2 separate regions of the Homo sapiens genome follow, and region 1 is linked to region 2. Evidence: read pairs that join two places in POLR2A ChIA-PET (ENCODE). Cell type or tissue: PC-3. All regions are shown on one strand. Links, peaks and the distances in the headings refer to the core of each region. The heading gives the core; the rest is flanking DNA. Region 1 overlaps GMCL2 (germ cell-less 2, spermatogenesis associated). Region 2 holds the start of LOC105377754 (a long non-coding RNA gene).

Region 1 (8,331 bases), core at 54-8,053, 91 kb after region 2:
CACTGAAGGCAGCCAACATTGTGCCAGGAGGCAAAAGGGAGGTTTCCCAAAAACAAAAGCATTTTTGGCCGCTTCTGAGAAGTTCCTTAACATCCCCATCATGGGGTCTGCTAGCCACGAGCGGCTGGTGCTCACAGGTGACCCTAGGCCTCACCTAGTAGTGAAAGCAGGTGGTCAAGCACAGGCCTACCCGGAGCGCACAGCACTTCCCAGTCTGGGCCACCAGAACTGTAACCCAATAGCAGGTGAGTTAGTTGCTTGCTGCGTGCAGAGTTCAATTAGCAAAAGTGAGGTCTGATAGAAAGAAAGTAATGTATTATGAAGCTAGTTTAGGGGAAAAGGCACCACAAGCATCCTGCCTTTAAATGTGCCACTTGGCCTTTGGAGCAAAAAGCAGGCACTTTTAAAAAGCAAGGGAGAAAGTGAGCAAGGTCGGGGGGTCTCTGTGTTAACTTGGTGCCTTACCTACTGGGCCATTGTGCTGGTGACTGCTGGCATCTTTGTGGGCAAGCTGGTGGTCTCTCAGGCAGCCTGCTATAGGGTGAGAGTTCCTTAGCCGGCATGCTTCAGTTTGCAAATCAACTGTTAACCCTTGGTTTGTTCTGTCTTGGAGCCCATAGTTAGATACACTTTCCCTGGGAGGAGTCTGGTGACGGGGAGGTAGAAGGCTATATTTGTATTTCTAAAAGGCTAAGTAGGAAACGGGGAATGGGGGCAACAAGAAAAGAAGAGAGAAAAAATAATTAAATCCTTCCTTAGATAGAGGTACTCAGTTACAACTGCACTCCAGCCTGGGTGACAGAGTGAGACCCTGTCTCTAAAATTGTTTTCAATGAAGTATGGCAATGTGTGCTTGTAGTCCTGGCTACTCAGGGAGGCAAGATGGGAGGATTCCTTGTGCCCAGGAGTTCGAATCCAGCCTGGGCAACATATGGAGACCCTGTCTCCAAAACAAAACACAGAAAGAAAAAGAAAAAAGACGATGGCTCACGCCTGTAATCCCAGCACTTTGGGAGGCCGAGGTGGGTGGATCACCTGAAGTCAGGAGTTTGAGACCAGCCTGGCCAACATGGTGAAACCCTGTCTCTACTAAAAATACAAAAATTAGCCAGGCGTGGTGGCGCACGCCTGTAATCCTAGCTACTTGGGAGGCTGAGGCACAAGAATCACTTGAACCCCGGAGGCGGAGGTTGCAGTGAGCCAAGATTGTGCCACTGCACTCCAGCCTGGGTGACAGAGCGAGACTTTGTCTCAAAAAAAAAAAAAAAAAAAAAAAAAGGCCGGGAGCGGTGGCTCACGCCTGTAATCCCAGCACTTTGGGAGGCTGAGGCAGGCAGATCAAGAGGTCAGGAGATCGAGACCATTCTGGCTAACATGGTGAAACCCTGTCTCTACTAAAAATACAAAAAAATTAGCCAGGTGTGGTGGCAGATGCCTGTAGTCCCAGCTACTTAGGAGGCTGAGGCAGGAGAATGGCGTGAACCTGGGAAGCAGAGCTTGCAGTGAGCCGAGATCGTGCCACTGCATTCCAGCCTGGGCAACAGAGAGAGACTCTGTCTCAAAAAAAAAAAAGTTGAAATTTATCAACTGCCTTGTTAGTAGGTATTGATAAGACTGGTATCTTTTCTCATTTTATCTATTTATGTAATGAATTATATTGAGTTTCTAATATTAAACCATCCTTGCCTTTCTGGAATAAGTCCACTTGAATATCATTTTAAATTATATTTAAGTGCTATTGGATTGTTGTTGAGATATAGGAAAAGCCAAAGTGTTATTCCTAGTCTCTCACTCAACAGTCAATACACCTGTGACCCCAGATGTGTGTATTTTCCCTCTACACAGCAAGCAAGCAATTCTCTGTCAGACACCTGCTGTGTGTCCTCTAATTCAGTTTAACTCTAACACTATTTACCTGACGTTAGTGTCAGATCCCACACATTGAGGGCTCAGTCCCACAAGACTGTCCCCCACTTCAGATGTCAGTTGCAAGTCCAGACCTTTGGAACTTCTGACCAATTGGCTATACATTGGGGTTCCCATGACCCCTCCTCAGGTTTTATTAATTTGCTAGAGAAGCTCCCAGAACTCAGGCAAACACTTACATTTACCCATTTACTATAAAGGATATCACACAGGCCAGACAGAAGAGATGCATAGAGCGAGGTATGGAGAAAGGAGTGTGCCACCCTGCAGGAACCTCCACGTGTTCGGCTAGCTGGGAGCCCCCTGAATCCCGTTTTTTGGGGTTTTAATGGAGGCATGATTGATTAAATCACTGGCCACTGGTGATCAGCTTAACCTTCAGCCCCTCTCCCTTCCTGGGAGGTTGGGGGCGGGGCAGGGGCGGGGTAGGGGTGGGGCGTGGAGCTGAAAATCCTAGTCCTCTAAATGTGCCTTGGTCTTTCCAGTGACCTGCCCACCTCCTGAAGCTACCTAGGGGTCCCCCAGCCAGCAGTCATCTCATTAGCATATCAAAGACACTCTTACCTCTCTGGAGATTCCTCAGGTTTTAAGAACAATGTATCAGGAAGTGGAGAGGAAGACTATTTGTGGAGCTCAGGGGAAAAGACCAGATTAGAGAAAGAGATTTGAATCATTTTCATAAAGGTGGGATTTCATGCCAGGAAACTGGATGAGCTCACCTAGGGGCAGAATGTAGACAGAGAAGGCAGAAGACCCAGGACCCAGCACTATTTCAAGGTTCATCCTCTGGGGGCATGCCAGCAGCTGTGCCAACAGGAAAAGGCTACCTGGGGGTCAGGCATGTTCAACATGAAGGCTCCATCTTCCCTTTTCTTCGTCAACCACGTGTACAGTAAGGAGCAGACAACATGGTGCTCTCCAGGTAGGAAGCTCATTTGCATAATAAAACATTATGGGTGGACACTAAACGTCACACCTGGTCCAGCCAATCTTTGGGCCCTATGTAAATCAGACACCACCTCCTCAAGCTCGTGTATGAAACCCGGTGCATTTCACCACTAACCAGAAGAGCCACTCAGCGGCCCCTGTCTCTCTGCAGGAGAGAACTATTCTTCTTTCTCTTTCTTTTGCCTATTAAACCTCCACGCTGTTTCTTTGTTTTTGTTTTTGTTTTTGTTTTTGTTTTTTGAGACAGAGTCTCACTCTGTCACCCAGGCTGGAGTGCAATGGAGCAATTTTGGCTCACTGCAACCTCCACTTCCCGGGGTCAAGCAATTCTCCAGCCTCAGCCTCCCAAGTAGCTGGGATTACAGGTGCCCACCACCATGCCCGGCTAATTTTTTGTATTTTTAGTAGAGACAGGGTTTCACCATGTTGGTCAGGCTGGTCTCGAACTCCTGACCTTGGATGATCTACCCACCTCAGTCTGTCAAAGTGCAAAGTGTTGAGGTTATAGGTGCGAGCCACTGCGCTTGCTTGAACGTCTACACTTAAACTCAAAAAAAAAAAAAAAAAAAAGGTTCATCCTCTGAGGGGGAACCAGCAAAAAAATATACGTATATAGAAAATTCCTTGGTAATGAAGAGGAAAGAGACCCTAATACATGCTGCAGTGTAGCTGACCTTGAAAACACTACGGCAAGTGAAAGAAGCTAGACACAAAAGGCCACATATTATATGATTCCATTTATGTAAAATTTTTAGGCTGAGTGCGGTAGCTCATGCCTGTTATCCCAGCACTTTGGGAAGTGAAGGTGGGAGGATCACTTGCGCCCAGGAGTTCAAGACCAGCCTCAGCAACACCACCATCTCTACAAAAAAAAAAAAAAAAAAAAAAAAAAAAAAGCTGGGCATGATGGCATGCATCTGTAGTCCTAGCTACTTGAGAGGCTGAGGAGGGAGGATTGCTTGAGCCTGGGAGGTCAAGGCTGCAGTGAGTTGTGATTCTGCCACTACACTCCAGCCTGGGCAACAGAGCGAGATCCTGTCTCAAAAAACATTTTTTGGCCGGGTGCTGTGGCTTGTGCCTGTAATCCCGGCCCTTTGGGAGGCCGAGGCAGCAGATCACCTGAGGTCAGGAGTTTGAGACCAGCCTGACCAACATGGTGAAACCCCGTCTCTACTAAAAACACAAAAATTAGCCAGACATGGTGGCAGGTGCCTGTAATCCCAGCTACTTGGGAAGCTAAGGCAGGAGAATCGATTGAACCCCGGAGGCAGAGGTTGCAGTGAGCTGAGATGGCGCCACTGCACTCCAGCCTGGATGACAGCACAAGACTCCATCTCAAAAACAAAAACCATTTTTTAATATAAAATTTCCAGAATAGGCAAATCTATAGAGACAAAATAGACGAATGGTTGCCTAGGGCTCGGGGGAGTGTAGAGATGGGGAATGACTGATAACGAGTAAAGGATTTATTTTGTATGTGATGCAAGCACTCTAAACCTGTGAGGTGATGACTGCCCAGCTTCAAATATGCTAAAACAATGGAATCGTGAACCCTAAGTGAATTTTGTGGTATGTTAATTATGTCTCAGTAAAAACGTGGGGGACAAAAACAGAAGAAATGGCTAGAATGTAGAAAGATAATCTAGTGACTGTGGCATCCAAAGCTGCTTCCACCCTAGTGTGGAGTCCTGATAGGGAAGCCACACTGAGGAAGGGGTCCCAGGTGCGGGGGAACAACTGTTCCAAGAGACAGCTAATCACAGACAGCCTGCTGGCACAACATCCTGTTTCCAAATACCTTGCTCCTCATGTAGCCCCAGAAGTACAACTTCCTTCTGCACGTAGCTTCCTCCAGCATGACCCTATAAAACTTCCCTCCAGCCCTGCCTCTTTGCAGAGAGCCCCTTCTCTGCTGTGCTGCCCATTGTAACCTTGCAATGTATCTTTGAACTTTCTCAAATAAATCTGCCATTCTTTACCTATGACTGTCTCAGTAAATTCCTTTACTGCCTGTGACACCAGCCCCAGCCAGTTGCACCTGGTCAGGGTGCACTGGTCCCACCCATGAGAGGCCAGTTTTCACTTTTTTGGCAAAATGGAGAAACATTAATTGGGGCCAAGAGTGCCTGTTGGAAACTCATTTCTTGACTAGCATTCTTATAAAAACAATTGTTTTTTAAAGACAGGGCCTCCCTCTGTCACCCAGGCTGGAGTGCAGTGGTGCAATCACAGATCCCTACAGCTTCAAACTCCTGGGCTCAAGTGATTCTCCTCCTGAGTAGCTGGGACTACAGGTATGTGCCACCATGCCCAGGTAATTTTACAAAAATTTTTTTTTCATAAACCATAGTTTATACAATATCTTAGCTTACACTATTAACACTTTATTGAAAATATTTCTTTTTTTATTTTTTTATTATCTTTTTTTTTGAGATGGAGTCTTGCTCTGTTGCCCAGGCTGGAGTGCAGTGGTGCGATCTCGGCTCACTGCAAGCTCCACCTCCCGGGTTCACGCCATTCTCCTGCCTCAGCCTCCCGAGTAGCTGGGACTACAGGCACCCGCCACCACGCCCGGCTAATTTTTTTTGTATTTTTAGTAGAGATGGGGTTTCACCGTGTTAGCCAGGATGGTCTTGATCTCCTGACTTTGTGATCCGCCTGCCTTGGCCTCCCAAAGTGCTGGGATTATAGGTGTGAGCCAGCGCGCCCGGCCTATTGAAAATATTTCTGCTGAAAAGAATATACTATGCAAACACATAAAAGTGTTTGGTAAGAAAACAAAAGCACATGTTTACTACCAGTGTGAATTACTAGCTGACAATGATCAACTTCTCAAATAAGAACATTAACCTACTCGTGATTGAAGAAAGAATTATCCTGTCTATGGGTGACATAAGCAACGTGGCCAGGACAGAACCAGTGGATGAAACCACATATCATTCCAATTTGGCCAGTTAACTTATGTAAGTGTAATGAAACAGTTAACTTTATTCATTAATATACTCAAACATTATCTTTCCTTCCAAGATTTGCAAAAATTTAATTATCCAAATAATTTAAGTTTGGTATTTCTATATTTTTCAATACATAAAGGGTCAGGAACCTCTTATACGGTAATGAGATGGAAAGAAAACAACAGCTTCCCGTGAAAGAGGCCTAATATAGTCAAATACAAAAATAAGTAACGTAACCTCTTTTTTTTTTTTTTTTTTTTTTTTGAGACGGAATCTCACTCTGTCATCTAGGTTGGAGTGCAGTGGTGCGATCTCCGCTCACTGCAACCTCTGCCTCCCGGGTTCAAGTGATTCTCCTGCCTCAGCCTCCCAAGTAGCTGAGATTACAGGTGTGTGCCACCAGGCCCGGCTTATTTTTATTTTGTATTTTTAGTAGAGATGGGGTTTTACCATGTTGCTCATAGCTGATCTTAAACTCCTCAAATGATCCGCCTGCCTCGGCCTCCCAAAGTGCTGTGCTTACATGTGTGAGCCACCATGCCCGGCTGACGCCCAGCTGAAATGTAACCTCTTGATAACAGCCAAATCACTGTATTAGAAACATTTAAATTCCAGCTCTGGGGGTCAAGGGTGAGGCATTTAAAAGGTTCCTTTAAGTTAAACCAAGTAGATGAATTTTAAAAGAAAAAGCAATTTATGAACCTATGGACATATCATTAAGAAAGAAAAAAAATTATTAGTAAATTCCAAAAGTTAAAAGGAGTTGGAAAAAAATCTAACTAGAAAGAAAAAAAATGTTGGTTTCAATTAAGGGGGGTTTTTTGGTCCATTTCATATAAGAGCTTACTTAATCTTTTTCCAAATGCGCATTTATTATTTGCACAGATACATACAAATTATTCCCATTTTAAAAGCCAGAATAAAAATATACATTAACCACAGAAGTACTTACTCTAACTGGAAAGAAAATGAACATGGCTCTATTCAAAACAGCAGTAAACACAAAAGGTCAACATATATAAATCATGACAAGTGTACATCTTATTTTTGACAAAAATAAGTTCCATTTTTACATTAATGCGTCATCAGCTTCTATGTTAGATCCTCTGACCTTATTTACATTTACTATGAAATTGCTGTTAGCATGTCACTCAAAGCCACTCATCTCAGAGGGTATCAAGTCCTGAGCTTAAGTAGGAAACAAAACTCCCAACTAAAATTTGAACATAAATAATTGTAAAGATCAGAGAATATTAAAATATTTAAAAGTATAATATCTGGTACATAAATAACTCAAAAACTAATAATAAAGGTGTACAGACTGTCAAAGAAAAGACCATGTAAGACAAGAAATATCCCTGGAATCAAACTGATTTTTCACGCATTCAAGATCATTTGAAGGTGTGAAGCTAACTTTCATTGTTCTTAAAATCCTAGGAAAGCCAAATTTTAAAAAATAGCATATGACAATGCTTAAGTTTAAAAAAAGTTTCTCAGCTTAGTCTCCAAACCAGGAAGAAAGTATTTAATGATTAAAAACAAGTATGAACTGGAAAGATATTAGACTAAAAGGAGGAATCATAATGAGCAGGTAAAAATATTAAAGGAAAGCTTTAAATGCCCCAGCTCAAAAGAGCATTTCTAATTGGCCATCCAAATTATTCTTTTAGATTATTTTAGCCAAATAAAAATAAATTTACAGATGGATAACTGAGGTCCACTAACATAAGGTAGAAACAAAGTTTAAGCTAAAAATTAAATCTATATTTTGTTGCAGATAAATGTGAGATTTACCTACAGTCATTTTCTGCTGATGCTGAATTAAAAGCATGAGTTGACATCGTACTGACAGAAATGGTTTGACAGATATTTTCTTGGCTTTAAAATGATTTTTTTTGTATATGCATAGAAATGCAATGAGGATAAGAATAGTCTTCTGTATTGTCCGTACAGTTCATAAGGCCTTTGTCATTGTTAGTCAACTTAGATGTGAATATCAGTAGGGCCATTAAATTAAAGCTGGCCTGAAAGTTTTCAAAGTGCTACTGTTTCCAACTGATGAGATCTTCAGTTTTCTGGATTTTCTGGGTGACGATTATTTTCAATTCCTTTTTCTGGTGATATATACAAGAAGTTACAGCAGATATATAAAGGGAAGGTCAGAAACCTGCTGTCCAAGTTCATCACCACTTGTTCCTGATCCTTTTTAAGTATAAGTATTTGATAGCCAGTTGTTCTACTACATACTAGTTTTCCACTACTATCAAAAGAAGCCAAGCGTAATCTAAATGCTATGCTCCTTCGAGGCCGTAAACTGACAGACCCGCTGCGTGGCTGATTCAGTGTATTGCGTTTGAAAATGATGTATCCATTGGTGTAAATTACAAGTAGGTCAAAGCCGAAGTTAAAACCCGTCCAACACCAGTAGTATTCACCATCTTTGGCAAGCTTTCTACCACACCTCATGCTATTTCCCTCTAGGTCTTCTTTATTGATTTCTTGA
Region 2 (8,331 bases), core at 275-8,274:
ATGTTAGCCAGGATGGTCTCCATCTCTTGACCTCGTGATCCACCCGCCTCAGCCTCCCAAAGTGCTGGGATTACAGGTGTGAGCCACCGCGCCCGGCGCCTCCTCTCTCTATTGTTCACAAAACTGCTCAAAAATTTTTCTTGGATTCCCTAAGAAATGCATAGAAATGATCACTTTTCCACCCCACACCACAAAATAAAATTGACCACTGCTAAACCTGCACTGGGTAAAATTTATGATTAACTTTAAAATGACAGAAAAGCCAAATCTTCTTTAAATAACTTAGATCTGCAAAATCCTATCCAAGAGACTGGGGCTTGGTAGAAACAATGGCTGCAAAAGGAAATGCAAACAGATGATGAAGAAATCAATTTTGTTTAACAAATGAATCAGGCCGGGTGCGGTGGCTCACGCCTATAATCCCAGCACTTTGGGAGGCCGAGGTGGGTGGATCACCTGAGGTCAGGAGTTCAAGACTAGCCTGGCCAACATGGAGAAACCCCATCTCTACTAAGAATACAAAAATTAGCCAGGCGTGGTGGCAGGTGCCTGTAATCCCAGCTACTTGGGAGGCTGAAGCAGGAGAATTGCTTGAACCTGGGAGGCCGAGGTTGCCGTGAACTGAGATCACGCCACTGCATGCCAGCCTGGGCAACAGAGTGAAACTCATCTCAAAAAAGAAAAAAATTGAATCAAATTAAATTAAATTCAAATTAAAAATTGAATTAAATTGATACCAGTGAAAATAATTTCCACAAAATAAAATTTTTATGCAAAAAATAAGTGGTTTGACTGTGCCATATTTACTTTTTTTTTTTTTTTTTTTGAGACGGAGTCTCGCTCTGTCGCCCAGGCTGGAGTGCAATGGCGCGATTTCGGCTCACTGCAAGCTCTGCCTCCCAGGTTCACTCCATTCTCCTGCCTCAGCCTCCCGAGTAGCTGGGACTACAGGCGCCCACCACCACGCCTGGCTAATTTTTTTTTTCTATTTTTAGTAGAGACGGGGTTTCACCGTGTTAGCCAGGATGGTCTCAATCTCCTGACCTCGTGATCCGCCTGCCTCGGCCTCCCAAAGTGCTGGGATTATAGGCATGAGCCACCGTGCCCGGCCTTCTTTTTTTTTTTTTTTTGAGATGGAGTTTCGTTCTTGTTGCCCAGGCTGGAGTACAATGGAGCAATCTTGGCTCACCGCAACCTCCGCCTCCCGGGTTCAAGCGATTCTCCTGCCTCAGCCTCCCGAGTAGCTGGGATTACAGACATGCGCACACCCAGCTAATTTTGTATTTTTAGTAGAGATGGGGTTTCTCCATGTTGGTCAGGCTGGTTTTGAACCCCCGACCTCAGGTGATCTGCCCACCTTGACCCCTCAAAGTGCTGGGATTACAGGCATGAGCCACCGCGCCTGGCCCCGTACTTACATTTTATCAATCAATTAATTTACTTTAATGCCTCTTGTTCCAAGAATGCTTTATTGACAAAACAATCAGTGTTGGCAAATACTCTGATTAAAATATTCCTTTCTTTCCTTTCCTTTCTTTTCTGTCAGAGACAGGGTCTTGCTCTGTCGCCCATGCTGGAGCACAGTGGTGTGATCATAGCTGACTGCAGCCTTGATTTCCTGGGCTCAAGCTGTTCTGCCTCAGCCTCCCGGGTAGCTGGAATGATAGGCACACACAACCATGCCCAGCTATTTTTAAAAATTTTTGTAGAGACAGGGTTTCACTATGTTGCTCAGGCTATAATTAAAATAATTCGATTCAAGATAAGCACCAATCAAAGCAGGTTGAAAATGCCCCCATCTGTTGAAAACTCCCAATTTTATACATCACTACCTGAATTCCAGACTCAAATAACCAACTGCCCATGGGACATTCTCACTTGGAAGTCCCAAAACCTCATCAGACATATATGCCCAAAGGCAAACTGCTAACCTTTTTTTTTTTTGAGACAGAGTCTCACTCTGTTGTCACCCAGGCTGGAGTGCAGGGGCACAATCTGGGCCCACGGCAACCTCCGCCTCTCAGGTTCAAGAGATTCTTGTGCCTCAGCTGCCTAAGTAGCTAAGACTACAGGCAAGTGCCTGATTTTTGTATTTTTAGTAGAGACAGGGTTTCACCATGTTGGCCAAGCTGGTCTTTAACTCCTGACCTCAAATGATCCTCCTGCCTTGGCCTCCCAAAGTGCTGGGATTATAGGTGTGAGCCACTGCGCCCGGCCTGCTGACCCTTCTTTCATCAACTTGTCCTCCTTTTCAGACACCCTGTCTTCGACTGGGACCGTCCAGTTACTCATGCCAAAAACTCAGGGCACCCACCACCCTCACCTCTCTCACCCCCCAAACAAACCTAATGCCAAGTCCTATCAACTCAACAGCCAGGGTATCTCTCAAATCTGCTCTCTTTCCAGCTCTACTTCCAATGCCCTCATCCAAGCTCATGGTATCTTCTTCTTGCTCTCTGGACAACTAGTCTCCTCGAAACCACCGTTGTACCCTCTGATCCATCACCCACACTCATTGTTTAATAGTTTTAAAAAGTCGGTGGGCGTGGAAGCTCACATCTGTAATCCTAGCGCTTTGGGAGGCCGAGGTAGGAGAATTGCTTGAGGCCAGGAGTTTGAGACCAGCCTAAGCAACATAGTGAGACCCCATCTCTAAAAATTAAAAAAAAAAAAAAAAACTAAATTAAAATAAAAATAGTTTAAAAAGTAAACCAGGACCTCCCCTTTCAGTAAAGGCAGACTAGGTACTTCGGACAAAACCTCCTGATAAAAACAGCTACAAAAGTGTTTTAAAAATTTACACACACACACACACACACAATTTTTTTTTTTTTTTTTTTTTTAAGAGACAGGGTCTTGCTCTGCCACCTATGCTGGACTGCAGTCTCCTGATCATAGCTCACTGTAACCTCAAACTCCTGGGCTCATAAGATCCTCCTGCCTCAGCTAGGATTACAGGCACACATCACCATTCCCAGCTAATTTTTTATAATTTTTCTAGAGATGGGGTCTCGCCATATTGCCCAAGCTGGCCTTGAACTCCTGGCCTCAAGCCATCCTCCAGGTCAGCCTCCCAAAGTGCTGGGATTACAGGAATGAGCCACCATGTCCAGTTGACACACACAATCTTAAAAGCATCAAAGAGGCCAGGCATGGTAGCTCATGCCTGTAATCTCAGCACTTTGGGAGGCCAAGGTGGGCGGATCACCTGAGGTCAGGAGTTCGAGACCAGTCTGGCCAACATGGTGAAACCCTGTCTCTATTAAAAATACAAAAAAAATTAGCCGGGCATGGTGGCAGGCACTGGTAATCCCAGCTATTCCGGGGGTGCTGAGGCAGGAGAACAGCTTGAACCCGGGAGGCGGAGGTTGCAGTGAGCCAAGATCACTGAACTTCAGCCTGGGCGATAGAGTGAGACTCTGTCTCCAAAAAAAAAACAAAAACAAAAACAAAAGCTGGGTGTGATGGCTCATGCCTGTAGTCCCAGCACTTTGGGAGGCCGAGGTGGGTGGATCACCTGAGGTCAGGGGTTTGAGACCAGGCTGTCCAACATTGTGAAACCCATCTCTACTAAAAATACAAAAACTAGCCAGGCATGGTGGTGGGCACCTGTAATTCCAGCTATTCAGGAGGCTGAGGCAGGAAAATCACTTGAACCCAGGAGGCAGAGGTTGCAGCGAGCTGAGATTACACCATTGCACTCCAGCCTGGGTAACAAAAGCAAAACTCCATGTCAAAAAAAAGCATTAAAGAGCTAACAAAGTAGTGAAGAATTGCCATGCTGAATCTGAGAGAGAACAGGATTCCCAAGAGGTGACCCAGATACTTGAGGCTGCAGTTGCCCTGGAAGCTTTTGCCAATTGAAAAGAAGGGCTGAGAGGCTAAGCTCACTTTCAGTGGCTTTGCATGCCTGGAGATAAATATCTAAGTCTGGGGCCTGCCAAGAGTGTGGGTGATAAGCTGCCTCCCACACGCGAGTCAGCCCCCAAAGGACTGCATTTCAGAAGTAAAGGTGAACTGAAAGTAAAGCCGTCCTTACCTGAATGATAGTCCAGGTTTGAGTCACCCAGGTTCCCGAGAAAACACCATGCCCTAAGTATGAACTCCAATGATCTCAGTTTGCTGATCCCTCCAGGCACCTGGCAAAAGCAATAGAAAATTCTCTTTGGCCAGGCGCAGTGGCTCACGCCTGTAATCCCAGCATTTTGGGAGGCCAAGTTCGGAGGATCACTTGAGGTCAGGAATTTGAGACCAGCCTGGCCAACATGATGAAACCCCATCTCTACCAAAAATACAAACATTAGCTTGGTGTGGTGGTGGTCACCTGTAATCCCAGCTACTCAGGAGGCTGAGGCAGGAGAATCACTAGAACCCGGGAGTGGAAGGTTGCAGTGAACCGAGATTGCACCACTGCACTTCAGCCTGGGTGACAGAGTGAGACTCCATCCAAAAAAAAAAAGAAAGAGAGAAAGAAAGAAGGGAAGGAAGGAAGGAAAGACTCTTTGGTGAATGAGAAAATCACTCCATTTCAAATTAGTTCTACAAATAATTTCAGAAACACAATGTTTAACATACAAAAATAAAGACACATGAGGAAGCAAGATTCCTTGAGCTAAAATCATCAGAAATAACAGTCAATAGAAATAGAGCCAGAGGAACTCCAGACTATAAAACAAATTAGTAGTATTATGTTCAAGAAATTAAATGCCAAAATTGAAAATTTTAGCAAGGAACTGGAAGCTCTATAAATTATATAGCATATGTGAAAAAGAAATAAATAGAAAGTCAGCCAGGTGCAGTGGCTTGCACCTGTAACCCCAGCACTTTGGGAGGCCGAGGCAAGGGGATTACTTGAGGCCAGGAGTTCGAGACCAGCCTGGCCAACATGACAAAACCTCGTCTCTACTAAAAATATAAAAATTAGCTGGGCGTGGTGGTGTGCACCTGTAATCCCAGCTACTCGGGAGGCTGTGGCAGGAGAATTACTTGAACCCAGGAGGCCGAGGTTGCAATGAGCAGAGATTGTGCCACTGCACTCCAGCCTGGGTGACAGAGCAAGACTCAGTCTCAAAAAAAAAAAAAAAAAAAAAGTCTATGACTAAAAAATTCAAACTACAGGTAAGGCTCAGTGGCTCACGTCTGTAATCCCAGCATTTTGGGAGGCCAAGGCGGGTGGATCATGAGGTCAAGAGATCAAGACCATCCTGGCCAACATGGTGAAACCCCGTCTCTACTAAAAAAAAATACAAAAAATTAGCTGGGTGTGGTGGTGTGTGCCTGTAGTCCTAGCTACTTGGGAGGCTGAGGCAGGAGAATCACTTGAACCTGGGAGGCAGAAGTTGCAATGAGCCAAAATCACACCACTGCACTCCAGCTTGGTGACAGGACGAGACTCAGTCTCAAAAAAAAAAAAAAAAGAAAAAAGAAAAATTCAAACTAAAACTTCAAGCTCAATGGATGGGTTTAACAGCAGATTTGACGTGGATGAAAAATGAGTTAGAGAACTAGAAGGCAGGTCAGAAAAAACAATCCAGAAACAAGCATAGAGAGACACAAGGATGTGAAATGCAGAAGGGAAGACTACAGATATGGAAGTTACAGTGAGACTGTCTTACATATGTTTAATTGCAGTCTCAGAAGAAGGGGAGAAAGAGGACCCAGACCCCCAGACCAGACAGTATATTAAATTGTGGTTGAGAATTTTCCTGAATGGATGGAAGACATCAATCTATAGGTTTAAGAACTCCAATAGATGCCAAGCAGAATTTTAAAAAAGAAATTCACAGCCGGGCACGGTGGCTCACGCCTGTGATCCCAGCACTTTGGGAGGCTGAGACGGGCGGATCACGAGGTCAGGAGATTGAGACCATCCTGGCTAACATGGTGAAACGCCGTCTCTAATAAAAATACAAAAAATTAGCCGGGCGTGGTGGCGGATGCCTGTAGTCCCAGCTACTTGGGAGGCTGAGGCAGGAGAATGGCGTGAACCTGGGAGGCAGAGCTTGCAGTGAGTGGAGATCACGCCACTGCACTCCAGCCTGGGGGACAGAGCGAGACTCCATCTCAAAAAAAAAAAAAAAAAGAAATTCACACTTGACCCATCATGGTGAAAATGTAGGAAATCAAAGACAACAAGAAAATCATAAAAACATAGATAATAGTGCTGGTTATTTACCTCTGGTTTCTGGTCTACGCTCACCCTTCTATAATCTGCTCTGAGATGCTGGGGCTAGGGTCTGCAAGCCACATTTTTCAGCTCCCTTGCCAGCTGACTTCCTGTTAGCTTCTGCCAATGAGAGGCACTAAAGGCAGCTTAGCAGGTGGGAGAGGGGATTCCTTCCTGTCTCAGACAAAAATAGACTCAGTTAAAAAAAAAAACAAAAACTAGAGGCAAAGCACATCACTATATAATAATAAAGGTTTAATTTCCCAGGATGGCATAGTATTTCTAACTTTCAGTCACCTGTTAACGTGGCCTCAAAATACACAAATGAAGTAAAATTTTTTTTTTTTTTTTTTTTTTGAGATGCAATCTTGCTCTGTTGCCCAGGCTGGAGTGCAGTGGTACAATCTCGGCTCACAGCAATCTCCACCTCCCATGTTCAAGTGATTCTCCTGCCTCAGCCTCCTGAGTAGCTGGGATTACAGATGTGAGCCACCACAGCCAGCTAATTTTTGTATTTTTCATAGAGACGGGGTTTCACCATGTTGGCCAGTCTGGTCTCGAACTCCCAACCTCAAGTGATCTGTCTGCCTCAGCCTCCCAAAGTGCTGGGATTACAGGTGTGAGCCACTGTGCCCAGCCTCAAATGAAGTAAAATTTCTGAATGTCCTGATGTTAAAATGGTTGGGAAGCCTGGGTGCAGTGGCTCACGCCTGTAATCCCAGCACTTTGGGAGGCCGAGGCGGGCGGATCACCTGAGGTCAGGAGTTCGAGACCAGCCTCAACATGGAGAAACCCCGTCTCTACTAAAAATACAAAATTAGCCGGGCGTGGTGGTGCATGCCTGTAATCCCAGCTACTCGGGAGGCTGAGGCAAGAGAATTGCTTGAACCTGGGAGGCGGAGGTTGTGGTGAGCCGAGATTGCTCCATTGCACTCCAACCTGGGCAACAAGAGCGAAACTCCATCTCAAAAAAAAGGTTGGGAAGCGCTGACTCACAGTATGTTCCATGAGGCCTGTGCTCTAGAGAAAAATTACCCTAGGTAAGGACAATAGAGATGCAGCAAGTGTAAAGGCCCTGCGGTGGGCCAGTGTGACTGGAGCTTGAATAACGGGACAGTGGGAGAAGATGAGGTCAGAGTCAGGATGGAGCCACGGCAGCTATGACCTGATAGGACATGGTAAAGAGGGGGCTGCGGGAAGCCACTGGAAACAATGAAGCAGAGAAGGAACATGACCAGATTCAAGGCTTAGAAAGCCACTTCGGCTGCTGTGTAGAGAATGGACTAGGTGGAGTGAGACAGGAAGCAAGGAGGCAAGCTGGGTGGTTCCTGCAGGAAGCCAGGTGGGAGGGGGCAGGCGCTTGCACTGAGGGCTGCAGAGACAAAAGAAGTGGAGGGATGTGAGACATATCTGGAGAGAGAATCTATAGAGTTTGTTCATGAATGGGATGGGAGGGGTGTGATACGAGGCGAGGGAAGAAATTGAGGCTACTAGCGGGTTTGGGCTTCCGCTATGGAGTGGATGGTCGTAGCACAGACTGCAGTGAGGAAGACAGGTTCGAAGAGGGAAATCAAGCATCTTGTTCAGGACCTATGAAGTTGTGGAGCCCAGCCAACATCCAAGTGGGGACAGCCCATAGGTGGTATTTGTTGACTGCGTAAGTGAGCTCAGTTCTTCTGGTGGGGAACACGGTCTGTAGTAAGGCGGAGTATTGAGTTTTAGACAACTCTGCCGAAACCCCTTAGGTGGAGAAGACTTCGGCTGCCCTGGGCCTTGCACCCACTGGTTCTGGATGTGCCATCTCCCGGGCTCACATGCTGGATTCACGTCAGTCCTCCCTCCTCCATGGTCACTCTTCAGATGGCTTCACATCGGTCCTCCCTGCTCCATGGTCACTCTTCAGATGGATTCACGTCAGTCCTCCCTCCTCCGTGGCCACTCTTCAGATGGCTTCATGTCGGTCCTCCCTCCTCCGTGGCCACTCTTCAGATGGCTTCATGTCGGTCCTCCCTCCTCCGTGGCCACTCTTCAGATGGCTTCATGTCGGTTCTCCCTCCTCCGTGGCCACTCTTCAGATGGATTCACGTCAGTCCTCCCTCCTCCGTGGCCACTCTTCAGATGGATTCACGTCAGTCCTCCCTCCTCCGTGGCCACTCTTCAGATGG

The links. ChIA-PET counts read pairs that join two places held together with the same protein. Peaks named below come from ENCODE experiments on the same cell type or tissue, not always from the same donor. Only the 100,000 strongest peaks of a DNase experiment are listed, where the experiment ranks them.
Region 1: POLR2A ChIA-PET joins it to region 2 with 11 read pairs; 5 of 35 experiments call an interaction of 5 or more read pairs at or near these places.

The regions. Positions count from the first base shown.
Region 1 is chr5:178,177,824-178,186,154 of GRCh38, forward strand. GMCL2 (germ cell-less 2, spermatogenesis associated) reads right to left here. Exons shown (of 1, transcript NM_001358008.2): 1 at 6,682-8,331. The coding sequence ends at 7,896. Among named protein-coding and RNA genes, the nearest start is that of GMCL2, 5.4 kb to the right of the region's middle. RefSeq lists enhancers at 2,232-2,774, 2,775-3,315. In PC-3, for the core only: no CTCF peak of the experiment used is centred there; no DNase peak of the experiment used is centred there.
Region 2 is chr5:178,087,050-178,095,380 of GRCh38, forward strand. LOC105377754 (a long non-coding RNA gene) reads right to left here and starts at 6,340. Exons shown (of 3, transcript XR_941302.3): 1 at 6,176-6,340; 2 at 4,040-4,139; 3 at 1,451-1,655. In PC-3, for the core only: no CTCF peak of the experiment used is centred there; a DNase peak (open chromatin) is centred at 3,982.